Regions from separate parts of the Homo sapiens genome. Here region 1 is linked to region 2. The links are chromatin contacts, found by Hi-C or POLR2A ChIA-PET in ENCODE. All regions are on one chromosome and are shown on one strand. Each heading gives the region's core, a stretch centred on a gene start or an enhancer-like site at or near the end of the contact. The rest is flanking DNA. Distances are from core to core; before and after follow the strand shown.

Region 1 (6,130 bases), core at 3,631-6,130, 320 kb before region 2:
CCCACACTGCTGACCTTGATGTAGTTGGCATTGATGTAGTCGGACCCGGGGATGTTACTGTCCCGTCCCTGCAGGATCACTCGGCTGTGGTCAACTGGGAGTGGGCGGAGAGGAGGCGAGATGGTCTGGGTTAGCCAGGGACTCACCACACCTGGGTCAGACCCTCCTGAGCTAACAGGCCATTCTGGTCTCAGAAGCCATGAGGCTTGCGGGGGACTGTGGGCAGCAGGGGTGGGGGATCATCTGTATGGAGGGAGTGAGGGAGTTCACAAGGAGGTTGGGAGCAGGGGGCAACCTGCCTGCTGGTGGTGGGGAGGCACTTCTGGGAGGAGTAGAGGCCTTTTGGAGAAGGGGGAGGCTCTGTGGGGGGTGTGGGGAGATGGCCCCTCCTGGCGTGGAGGGTGGAGACCTGTGAGATGAGGGGAGGCAGCTGGGGCAGGGGCGGTATCCTGGGTGAATGGGGCAGCCTGGGTGCTCACAGGGGAGAATGTTCTTGTAGCGGTTCTTGCCCTTGTTCTCTGGCCGCTGCCCTTCCAGACGCTGGTGCAAGTTCTTCACCTCCTGCTTCTGCAAACTCTGAGATGTGGGTGGGGAAATGAGCATCAGCTCCCAAAGAGGGCATCCATCGGGGGAGCTCACGTGGGGTGGGTCAGGAGCAGAGGTGGGCAAGGAGGGGAAGGTGTCCGCCTGGGGCCCCAGGCCGCTGCCACCACCTCAGCTGCCCCAGCCCTGCCGGTCCCCACCATGCACCTCAAACTCCTCCCAGAAGCCAGCCTTGGCTGTATCCTCGGACTCCTGCTTCTTGTTCAGTTCCAACACTCGGTTCTCAATGTCAGCCGCATTCACCCTCGTGGCATAGTACGGCTGGGGTGGGGAAGAGCGAGAAGTCAGCAACTCAGAGATCCCAGAAGCTCACATCTGGGGGACAGCTCAGGGGAAGTGGGGAGGCAGCTGGGCCCACCCCTGACCTGCCGCAGGTAGACAAAGGCGCCTGAGGCCTCCTCAATCCCCGTCTTCTTGAAATGCTCCACCAGGTCCGTGAGGCTGTCGAAGGTCTCCAAACCACCCACTGTGTAGCGTCCACCCTGGGGGGAGCCAAATTAGGCCATTCACAGGACTTGAGTCTCCCTCCCTGGGTCCCCAGCCTTGAATTCAAGCCCAGGCAGACCCTCCCTGCCACCCACACTGTGGTCACAGACAGGAGCCTCAGCAGAGGCTCCCCCGCCGCCTGGCTGCCTTACCTCGCACATGACCTTGATGTGGGTGACCCTGAGCGGGGAGCCTGGGCCAGCCTTGGGCTGGTCACTGAGCACAGAAAGCACGAAGTCTCCAGGCTGGCTGAGGCTCTCACGCACAAGAAACGTCCAGGGCTCGCCCTTGGCCTGCAGCAGCGTCTCTGCCTGCCCGCCAGACATGTGGCCATGGTACCACCTAGAGAAGGCAGCGTCAGGGAAGGTAAGACCCAGGCCACAGGGGAAGGCGCTGAGCAGAGACATTCACAGAGAGGGGCCGGAAATCAAGCACCTACTGTGTGCCAGGCACTGCGCTACATGCTTCCAAATCCACCACCTCATTTAGGTCTCTCACAAACATGCTGAGAGCTAGGTATGATATTACCCCCATTTTATAGATGAGGAAACTGACGCTGAGCTGTTACTCACTGGCCTAGGGCCCTTGACTGACTCTAGGGCAAGCTTCCAGAGCTCTGTTGCCCAGGCTGGAGTGCAGTGGCGCGGTTACAGCTCTCTGCAGCCTCGACCTCCCAGGTTCAAGCCATCCTAGCCTCCAGAGTTCTAACCGGGCTTCGAACCCAGAGCCCACCTCTGAAAGGCAGAAAGGCTGGCAATATTCAAAATATTTGGAGGAGAGAAGCTAAGGATGAATCTCCGTGAAGGATGGGACTGTGCCCCAGCAGAGACCAGAGGCAAAGAGAAACGCAGACCGAGGCCACACCACAGGGAGTGGTGGGAGATGGACACACAGACTCAAGTCACAAGGAAGGCGGATGGGGTGCGCTCCGCCAGGGAGGCGGGGAAGACAACCCCACTGGGGAAAGAGTGGTGTAGGGGGTTCTGGGGTGCCCTGGATGATGTCACTGAAGGGGAGCCCAGGGTTCAAACGGATTTGAAGGGGCTGTCAGGGCAGAAAGCAGAACTAAGCCCTTTCCCCGAAGCACACCCCTTTCCCAGGAGGAAACTGTAGCCCCACAAAGCCCAGCCCCACAGGAAACCACGTGATGGAAAAAACACAAAACTCCTTCTGGGGAGAGAGTGAGAAGTGAGGTTGTGAGGTTTCCTCAGCCCAGGGACGAGGGGAGGGCGGGCAAATTTTCCAACCGCAGGGATGGGGGGAAGGAGGGGAGGACCAGTCTGTCCCAACCCATCTCACCCCTGCCCGGAGGTGACTCCAGCCGAGAGACCCCCAGAGCCTCCTAACCCCACTGGGCTACTTCAGCCCACCGCCTGGGGACAGGCTAGGACCCCAGGTAGCGGGGAGGGGGCTGAGCCCCTTCCCTCAGGCCCCAGGATGAGGAAGTCTCCATGCAAATGTCAGGCTGACCACAGGAAGCGCAGAGCCACCGAGGGACAGATGCAAATTCTCGCAGAGGAGGAGGCGCACAGACAAGGCAGAGGACACAGCAGAACCTGGGAGAAAGAGCCTCTCACACACTCCCAGGCTCAGGGGTGACACTGGCTCCTGGGACGGGTCACCCAAAAGGGCCTCCAGTGCGGCTTCCCTGGTCTTAACCTCCCGCCCCGGCACTGCCCTCCCTTCCTTCTCTCTCTTCTCTCTTCTCCTTGAACCCAGGCCTCAGCCTCCTCTGCAGGGGCCTCCTGGGGCCCTGCTCCTCTCTTCCACCTCCAGGCACTGGTCAGCCCGTCCTCCTCTCCTGGCTGGAGGCAAGGAGAAAGAGAGGACATGAGCTTTAGAGGGTCTCGGTGCCAAAAGCCCCCTGAGTGTTGCGGTGGGGAAGAGGAAGGGCAGGGGGCAGACACGGAGCCAGCCATGTGAGGCTCACAGAGAGAGGGAAGGCCTTGAAGGAGGCCGATCCAGGAAAGGAGGCCTCCCAGGTGGGCCACAGGGCTGCACCGTGACCGAATCCAGCTCTAAGTTTCAATCAGTGCCTTGACCAAAAATATTGATGCAGTTTGGAGGCCCGAATCTCAGAGAGGCTGCAAGCTGGCAGGAGCAAGGTTCCCGATCATTTCAATAACCGATCCATGAATGCAGGGATCCACGGCAAGGGCAAGTCGGCTTGGCCCAGGGGTGCATGTGAAAACCCCCTAGCGTTATTCCGCTGCCCTTTACTCTAAGGGGATCTGGCATTGAGATGCGGCTGCTGAAAGGAGCCATGGTGTCATGAGGAGCATTCAGAGCCCCCAGCCCCCAGCCCATGCCTTTGGGAGACCACAGGAGGAGTCGGGGAGGCCACAGGAAGGAAATGCCTGGAGTATTACTCTGTGCCCGGGACAGCGTGAGACACTTTACACAGGTGAACACTTCACATCGTGCTCTCAATGATCTCTGTTTGGGCCGGAGACCTATTTGACCCCACAGGACAGACCCATCCCCACGGGGCGGCTGGGACAAGGCATCAAGTGTCTTGGCAAGCATTCATCCCCATCTTCACCCCAGTGTCAGCTCCTCACTGTCCTAACATGTGCTGGGGTGAGGGGCAGACGGAGGAAGGCAGGCTCGATTCCAGAGGAAGAAGAGCTTTCTAACAACAGAGCTGGCCTGCACGACATGCTGGCCACCAGCAGTGGCCTCCCTGTCTCCAGTGGGACCTGGGTTGCAGCGGCCAGGGCTCCCGGAGTAGGGCGAGGCAGCTTTCTGTGGCTTCCTCGGGGTTAGGTGGAAAGGGTGGTAGGTTAGGCTCTGAGACACCAGGTCCCAGGACAGCAGGGAGGAGGGACATTGAGAGCCCCAGCTGGTGCAGGGAGGGGAGGGGATGGAGGGTAGGCAGCGCCGGCTGCCAGTCTCCCTGCCTCCCTGGCTGTTCAGGGTGGGAGCCGGCTCATCCCTGCTTGGGAATGGCGGGGGTGCGGAGCCCTCACCTCTCACTAGTGGGATCGGAGCAGTTCAGCGGGTACTTGAGGTGGATGATGGTGCCGTCGCGGTCCTGCAGGACACCCTGCTGCTGAGTGTAGTACTCCACCAGCTCTGTCAGAGTCGCAAACTTCTCCCCTCCATACAGGTCATAGAAATCCCCTGAGTTCTGGATCCGAATATGGGTCACCTGATCCCCCACCCTGCAGGGCACCAGGCGGTGAGGCCAGTCGGTGCAGGAGTAGAGGCAGGAGGGCAGGGATCGGCTGAGGTCCTGGGTGGGGGCACACATGGGCATGGGTGGGCACAGACAGGGATGGGGAGTGTGGGGGTTGGGGGCAAGGGAACAGACGGGGAGTCAGCACTGCCACGGGGAACCAGGAATGAGTGGTTCAGGGCCTGGATGGCACAAGAGAGTGGCCAAAATGCCCGGGGTTGCGGGGGGCCCACCTACCTGACGGAGAGCGAGAAGTCACCCTGGTTCTTGCGACTGGGCCGAGCCAGGAAGCTACCGTGGACACCTCGGCCCTTGAGCAGGGTCTCTGCATCCAGCCCACTGAGGTCTCGGTGAAACCACCTGGGCGGCCCAGGCAGGGCAGTGAGGAGGGGTCCCGTGGGCACCAGGCACCCTTGCCTCCTGTCTACCGTGGGTGGCAGGCCCTTACCTCACCATCCTGGGGGCTTCCGGAGAGGAAGGGGGCGCAGGGAATGAGGAGGTGCAGCTAGTCTGGGCAGGCAGAGAGCTCAGGGACTAAGCCTCAGATGCAGCTCCCAGTGCCGGGCCGCCTCACCACCCCCGGTGGTCCCAGTTCTGGGGCTGCCACTCCACTGGCCTGGGGCAGCCGGCAGGGCGGGGACAGGAAGAGGCGCGGCCGACCCCTTGGGGGAACTCACTTGTACTTCTCGTTTTAGAGCACAGCAAGGGAAGAGAAGCAGAGCAGGGTGGCACTGGGGGTGGGGACGGGGCCCACTTCCCACACGTCTGCAATCAAAGGCTCAGGAGCATGGCATTGCACATATGTGACAACACATGCAGTAAGGACACATGTGTGCCTTGCACACTCCAGGCCCAGATAATACTTCACGCATGCGAACCCAGACGGTCCCACGGCATCTCTCCCTCCTCCACCAGCTGCTTTTACGCAGCCCTCCCTGGCCCACGCTAATAACAATGATGGCGGTGACAACTGTCATCGAGTGAGTCCTGCTGGATGCCGGGCGCTGTGCTATAATGGCGTTCACATGCCTTGTCTGATTGGTTTCTCACCACAGCCCTATGAAACAGGGGCTATCTTTATCATTTTACAGACAAGGAACCTGAGGCTCAGGGAGTTTAAGGCATTGCCTGAGTCCATCAGTGAGTCAGCTGCAGTGCCAGGATTCAAACCCAGACAGTCCGGTTCCAAAGCCAGTGCTTTGAACTCCTATACACCAGCCCTCAGGGCTTCAAAGAACAGAGATTAAGAGCCTCCTTGTCCAAAGGGGCTGCCATGGGAGCAGGAGACTAATAGTTAAGACCTTGCCAATGCTTGCAAGAGAGAAGGGTGCCCTCCTCTAACCAACATATGCAGTTTGTCCATGCCACTGTGGCAGAGGGATGGACAACATGACCCTGAGCAGCCCTGTCAACATGGGTCCTTTCTAATTCTTGTCCCTAGGCCTCTGCCCTGCCCCAGCACTCCCACCAGGGGGCCTATCTCCTGGGGGGCTGGGGGACAAGGTCCTCACCATGGCTGATTTTCTCAGGGCTGGTTGATCTTAGAGGCCCTAAACACTAAGGTATATGATGCTGCCTACCTGTAATTCCAAATACAAACATCAACACCGCCAAACCAAAACGAGGAAAAGCAGCTCAACAGGGGATACATAAGAAACACATATTGGTGGCTTCCCCTAGGGAGGGAAACTGGGTGGCTGGAGGACAGGGCTGGGGGAGACACTTGGTTCTCTACATACCTTTTTGAATGTTATATGATGGGCATGCATTACCTTTATAAAAATAAATATGCTAACTGGGAACAATTTCTGGGAAACTTTTAGGGTACAGGGAAGGCTCTTTGTCTCTATCTGGATGCTGTTT
Region 2 (6,143 bases), core at 3,536-6,035:
TACCTAGGAGTAGATAAATCATCCAGGAAGAGGGTGAAGAAATAGCTGAGGCAAGGTCCTTGAGGAACCCTTGGGGAGGAGGCCAAGTAGAAAACCCAGAGAAGCTTTTGGAAGAGGCTAAATGCAAAGACATTCTGCAGGGCCCACCCTGGAGGGCTGAGGCATGGGAGAAGGCAGGCCGCTGACTCTCAGCTTCAGCCTCACCCATTCCCCTGCCCCAGGTCTGTGACAGCCTTGGGCGGCGACACATGTCTACCTGTGCCCTCTGTGACTTCTGCTCCTTGAAGCTGGAGCAGTGCCACTCAGAGGCCAGCCTGCAGCGGCAACAATGCGACACCTCCCACAAGACTCCCTTTGTCAGCCCCTTGCTTGCCTCCCAGAGCCTGTCCATCGGCAACCAGGTATCTAGCCCGGCAGCCCGCAGTGGGAAAGGCAGAACTGGGTGGCAGGGGTGGGGTGGTGGTGGCCAGCAGGTGGGGAGGGGCACGCACCTCTCCCCTATCTCCTGTGCCACAGGTAGGGTCCCCAGAATCAGGCCGCTTTTACGGGCTGGATTTGTACGGTGGGCTCCACATGGACTTCTGGTGTGCCCGGCTTGCCACGAAAGGCTGTGAAGATGTCCGAGTCTCTGGGTGGCTCCAGACTGAGTTCCTTAGCTTCCAGGATGGGGATTTCCCTACCAAGGTTAGAACCTTTCCCCAAAGCTCAGCCCCATCCCTACCCTCACCCCATTCCTTCCAGTTACTTGCTGTGAGTAGCGCTAGTTTGTGGAAGGGGGCTTGGGCCCCTGGCTTCTGAGAACCCGTCCTCACTGAATCTCCTGCCTCTCTCCAAGAGACCATTGCACCCCACCCCACCCTCCACCAATAGAGCAGGCAAAGGAGTGGGGACCCAGAGGGCTGAGAAAACAGGAGCTAGAGGTTCTGGTCCCAACTCTGCCAGTTACTTGCTGGGTGGCTGTGATCAAGTCACTTCCTACTCAATCAAAGAGTCATCTCTACAAGAAATGACTGAGTGACACGTGCACCACTGCCCAACCCTGTGATCCAGGACTTCCCGGCCTTAGCCTGACGGGCTTCCCAGCTCTTCCAGTGCCTTCCCTGCTCAATTAAATCAACTTGGCTCCCCGTTCCCCTGAGTTACCTCCCCTGTGGAATGACCTGTTGTTTTAGATCCAGGCCTCTCCTCCTGTAGTTAGCAGGGAAAACCAAGGCAAGGAAAAGTAAGGGCAGCTGAAGCAAGGGCTGGTAGCTGAGCTGGGGGGCCCATGTCCAGCTCTTGTCCCTGGGCCCCTTGATCTGGAATGGGGAGGCGAGGTCCAAAGAAGGCAGTGACTCACTTCCCCCTTCCCTTATCTACCATTACCAGAAAAATCCTTGACATCAGGCCACTAATCGGGTCCCTGTCCCATGTTCTGGACCCTTATCTACCCCGTCCTGCCCCATTCCCGCTTCCTCAGCCACTTTCCCAGTAAGCTGACTGGCAGCCTCATACTCTCCCAGGCTCCTGGCTTCTTCCCAGCAACCTGTGACAGAGCGGCAGGGGAAAGGCAGAGGGAAAGCGGAGTGAGGGGCCGCCTGTGTGTGGAAGACCTGGGTCTTGGGCCACACCCTGCCCCTGGCTCTGCCCTAGCAGATATTCCCTGGAGTGCTGCTGCCTGGTGAGGCTTCTGATACCCTCTTCCCTCTCTCTGGCTCTTGGCTTAGATTTGTGACACAGACTATATCCAGTACCCAAACTACTGTTCCTTCAAAAGCCAGCAGTGTCTGATGAGAAACCGCAATCGGAAGGTGAGCACCCCTGCCCTGCCCCTCCTTCTCCCAGCACCCCCTCAATCAGTCACCATAACTGGTCTATTCTGAGGCCCCCTCTGCGAGCAGCTAGGATGTGGAAAGCGGTTCCTGCTTGCATCTCTGGGGCAGAGGCCTCCACCAGCAGGCTCTCCTCCATTCCTCCAGTCCTGGCGGAAGCAAGGCCCTCCTAGGCAGCTGGTGGATAACAGAGGAGGGTCCTAAGAGCACCACAGGAAGAACCCTTGGCTGGGCCAGGACTTGGACGTTGAGGTCTCGGTCTGTCTCCTCTTCTTACTCACCAAGTAGCCTGGGATGAGGCACTTCCCCCTCTGAGCCTCAGCCGCCTGTTTCTGCATGAAAGGGGTTGGGCTGCTTGATGTCTCCTCTGGCTTTAAAAACCCACATTTGAGTTTCCTCCTTCCCTCTACTGCCCTGTGCCCATGCCTGCCCACCTCTCGTTCTTTTGGGCTTCTGACACCTCCCCTCCTCCCCACTCCTGGCACCTGGCTCTGTGATACAGACCGTCTGCACTGAATCTCTGTGTAGGTGTCCCGCATGAGATGTCTGCAGAATGAGACTTACAGTGCGCTGAGCCCTGGCAAAAGTGAGGACGTTGTGCTTCGATGGAGCCAGGAGTTCAGCACCTTGACTCTAGGCCAGTTCGGATGAGCTGGCGTCTATTCTGCCCACACCCCAGCCCAACCTGCCCACGTTCTCTATTGTTTTGAGACCCCATTGCTTTCAGGCTGCCCCTTCTGGGTCTGTTACTCGGCCCCTACTCACATTTCCTTGGGTTGGAGCAACAGTCCCAGAGAGGGCCACGGTGGGAGCTGCGCCCTCCTTAAAAGATGACTTTACATAAAATGTTGATCTTCAGCCTGTGTGGCCTGTTCTGGTTATGATCCCCATCCTCAGCACTGCTACCCTGCCCCGTGGCAGTCAGTCCCCAACCCCTGGTTTTATGGATCCACCTGCCGGTGAGAGAATCTCATGGGAATGGTGCTCAGGGAAGCAGCCATCTGCCAGGAGAAGCAGAAGACCTGAGAACCCAGGGAGGTGAACTGAGGAAGGCCAAGAAGGCTGGGGCCCTAGGGATGATGTGGGCATGTGGGCACCTGTCTTCATTTCTGAAGCCCTAAGCCCCGTGATGTCAGATGCGAGTGTAGTATTGTTCCTCTGTAGGATAAAGGCCAAAGCCTGATGAGATCTTTTCCAAAGGGACCAATCCTGGGGTATAGGGAGTGTGCACCTTGCACTTAATCAGGAAGGGAAAAACCAGGAACTATAGCCTAGATCAGGAAACCTTGGGGTTGTTTTTGTTGTTGTTGTTTTGTGTTTGAGACAGGGTCTCGCTCTGTCACCCAGGCTGGAGTGCAGTGGCATGATCACCACCCACTGCAGTCTTGACCTCCTGGGCTCCAGCCACACTCCTACCTCAGCCTCTCAGGTCCCTGTGACCACAGGAATGTGCCACTAAGCCTGGCTAATTTTTATATTTTTTTGTAGAGATGGGGTCCCTCCATGTTGCCCAGGTTGGTCTCGAACTCCTGGGCTCAAGCAATTTTCCCACCTCGGCCTCCCAAAGTGCTGGGATTACAGGAAGGAAACCCTTGGTGTACAGGAATTTGCCAGATGATCTGGATGTTTAAGTGGTTGCATCTTAACAACCTACATTGAGGTATGACTCCAGCATTGGCCTTTATTATTATTATTATTATTAGTGAGACGGAGTCTTGTTCTGTTGCCTGGGCTAGAGTGCAGTGGCACTATCTTGGCTCACTGCAACCTCCGCCTCCTGGGTTCACGTGATTCTCTTGCCTCAGCCTCCTAAGTAGCTGGGATTACAGGCGCACACCACCATGCCCGGCTAATTTTTTGTGTATTTTTAGTAGAGAAGGGGTTTCACTATGTTGGCCAGACTGGTCTTGAACTCCTGACCTCGTGATCTGCCCGCCTCGGCCTCCCAAAGTGTTGGGATTACAGGTGTGATCCACCGTGCCTGGCTCAGCATTGGCCTTTAATAAGTTGACATATCCCAAAGTATGTTCCAGGGACACTGTAGAGTCTCTCTCCCTTCTATAGGTTCGCAGTAATTAACAGCATTTTGTTAAAGCTTGCTTACTATGACAGTTCAAACATGCACAAAAATAGAAAAGTATAATGCACTGTCATGTACCCTTCACCCAGTTTCCATGATCAACACAAGGCCTATCATCTGACAGCATGTTAAGGCCCTCCGGAGCGCGGTAATAGAGAAACCTGTTTAACCTAGTGCTTCCCAAACTCATTTCACCACAATCCCTTTTCCACCTACCACCAAAAAACTTGAACTTGTTTTTATTTATTGAGCATGGACAACATGCCCAGCCCTGTGCCCACAGGGCCACTTGTCTCTGTGTTGTCTGGCCCGAGGACACAAGACAACGGGCTGAGGAGAAACAGACCTAAGCAAAGAGGAACCATCCAGCCTAGTGACTGCTCGATGCGGGAGCCAAGTGTGCTCAGTGGGAGGCAGGACCTAGCAGAGCACTGTCATGAAGAGGGCCCCGGGCAGGGTGGGGCACAAGCCACGAGTGGCATGGACTAAGCCACGAGTAGCATGGACTAAACCACCTGGCAGACCTAGGAAAGGAAGACAGACACCCAGGGGGAACCGGTGAGGACAGCGAGAGGCTGGTGGGTTAGTCATCTGGCATCAGACGGTGGGTGTGCCAGGAAGAGTTCCCAGACACAGCAGGAATATCTGAACGATGGGTGGGGGCAGTTCCTAGTCGGGGCTGGATTAAGTATCCTTAGCTGCTGGGGTTTCTTCTCTGGCCAGTCCGTGAAGGCCTCTGAGGGCAATGCTTCCTCTTCACTCTCTCCTTGGCCCGTGTGGGGTTGGGTGAGTGCACTGAGCTGGGAGGGATGGGCTGAGATCTGCTGAGGTGGGTGTGTCCCCTCCCGCCCTGGGAGCAGGTCCTACCAGCCCAGCCCAGCCCAGCCCAGCCCAGAGCAGGCAGCGGAAGCCAGCTTGGGGCAGCGCAGAGCAACACGGAGCACAGGTATGGGGGTGTCACGAATTGAACTGCACAGGGAGCACAAGGGGAGCACCCCCCTGTAGAAATGGGAGATTTGGGTGGGGGACAGAGAAGAGGGTGGGCATGGGCCCTGGAAAACCCTTCTGAACAGAGTAAAAAGCCGAAAGGAGCTGCCTCAAATAGACAGATCTTTTCAGATGGCGCTGGACAAACAGCTAACATGCCTGCTACACCTCGGGAGTGCTCCTCTTTGATGCTTGAAGCCCCCACTCTGGGGCATCTCGCAGAGGCTGTGTCCTCCCCCTCCCCCTCTAGGCCCCCACTGTGGAACTGAGCCTTGGGCCTCCCAGGGAGGGCCCTCTGGGGACTGTTTACACACTTTTTCCACTCGCAGTTAAACCTCAACCCCTACACCACACATCCCCCAGGGCCAGGCAGATGACAATGAGCTGATCTAATCAAACTTGCTAATGGGTTGACTGGCAGAGATGTGTTCTCAGTGTTATCCTTCCCAACTAGCCAAGGTGTACTGTAATGGGGTCTTCAGGAAGTGCTGCCTTAACCCAAAAGGTGCATCTATATAAGGGGATTAGACTGATGGTCTTTGATGTCCCTATGGCTCTGATAGATGGTGGCTTCAGGGGATGGAATTTTGGAGGTGGGGGACATATTCGGAGGTCAGCAGGGCTTTATGATACCTTCACATCACACCATGAGGATGGGGCCTACCTCTTCCCTGTGGTTGTGGGGCCCCCATGACAAGAAGGGGACCTCCACCAGATTGTATCTCCAGAACTACTCCTTTTTTTCTCTCTTCCTTCCTTCCTTTCTTTTTTTTTTTTTTGAGACAGAGTCTCCCTTTGTCACCCAGGCTGGAGTGCAGTGGCACGCTCTCAGCTCACTGCAACCTCCGCCTCCTGGGTTCAAGCAATTCTCTGCCTCAGCCTCCTGAGTAGCTGGGATTATAGGTACGCACCACCATGCCCGGCTAATTTTTGCATTTTTAGTAGAGACAGGGTTTTACCATCTTGGCCAGGCTGGTCTTGAACTCCTGACCTCATGATCCACCTGCCTCGGCCTCCCAAAGTGCTGGGATTACAGGCATAAGCCACGGTGCCCAGCCATTTTTTTTTTCAAGACAGGATCTCACTCTGTTGCCCAGGCTGGAGTGCAGTGGCATGAACATGGCTCACTGCAGCCTCAAACTCCTGGGTTCAAGCAATCCTCCCACTTCAGCCTCCCGAGTACCTGGGACTACAGGCAGGCACCACCATGCCCGGCTAATTTTTTTTTTTTTTGAGATGGGGTCTCGCTCTGTCGTCTAGGCTAA

What was found. A loop is a pair of places that touch in the nucleus more often than their neighbours do. ChIA-PET counts read pairs that join two places held with the same protein, here RNA polymerase II (POLR2A). Pooled maps may share reads with other maps.
Region 1: a map of B cell shows a loop between it and region 2 (2.2-fold over the local background). The contact joins the promoter of PTPN6 here to the promoter of LPAR5 in region 2. A Hi-C loop is called at or near these places in 1 of 168 maps with a recorded cell type or tissue (B cell), 1 of 37 single-sample maps with no recorded cell type and 2 of 50 pooled maps. POLR2A ChIA-PET finds 5 or more read pairs at or near these places in 5 of 52 experiments (CD4-positive, alpha-beta memory T cell, GM12878, PC-9 and 2 more).

The regions. Positions count from the first base shown.
Region 1 is chr12:6,950,106-6,956,235 of GRCh38, reverse strand. It overlaps PTPN6 (protein tyrosine phosphatase non-receptor type 6), which reads right to left and starts at 4,880. Exons shown (of 16, transcript NM_002831.6): 1 at 4,716-4,880; 2 at 4,505-4,627; 3 at 4,059-4,253; 4 at 1,242-1,431; 5 at 969-1,085; 6 at 751-864; 7 at 480-576; 8 at 15-94. The coding sequence starts at 4,723. RefSeq lists enhancers at 1,364-1,513, 1,864-1,913, 2,778-3,712, 3,713-4,646, 4,647-5,582 and 2 more.
Region 2 is chr12:6,634,601-6,640,743 of GRCh38, reverse strand. It overlaps LPAR5 (lysophosphatidic acid receptor 5), which reads left to right and starts at 4,785. Exons shown (of 2, transcript NM_020400.6): 1 at 4,785-4,837. ACRBP (acrosin binding protein) reads left to right here. Exons shown (of 10, transcript NM_032489.3): 7 at 222-401; 8 at 517-684; 9 at 1,707-1,790; 10 at 2,340-2,669. The coding sequence ends at 2,462. RefSeq lists an enhancer at 1,848-1,907.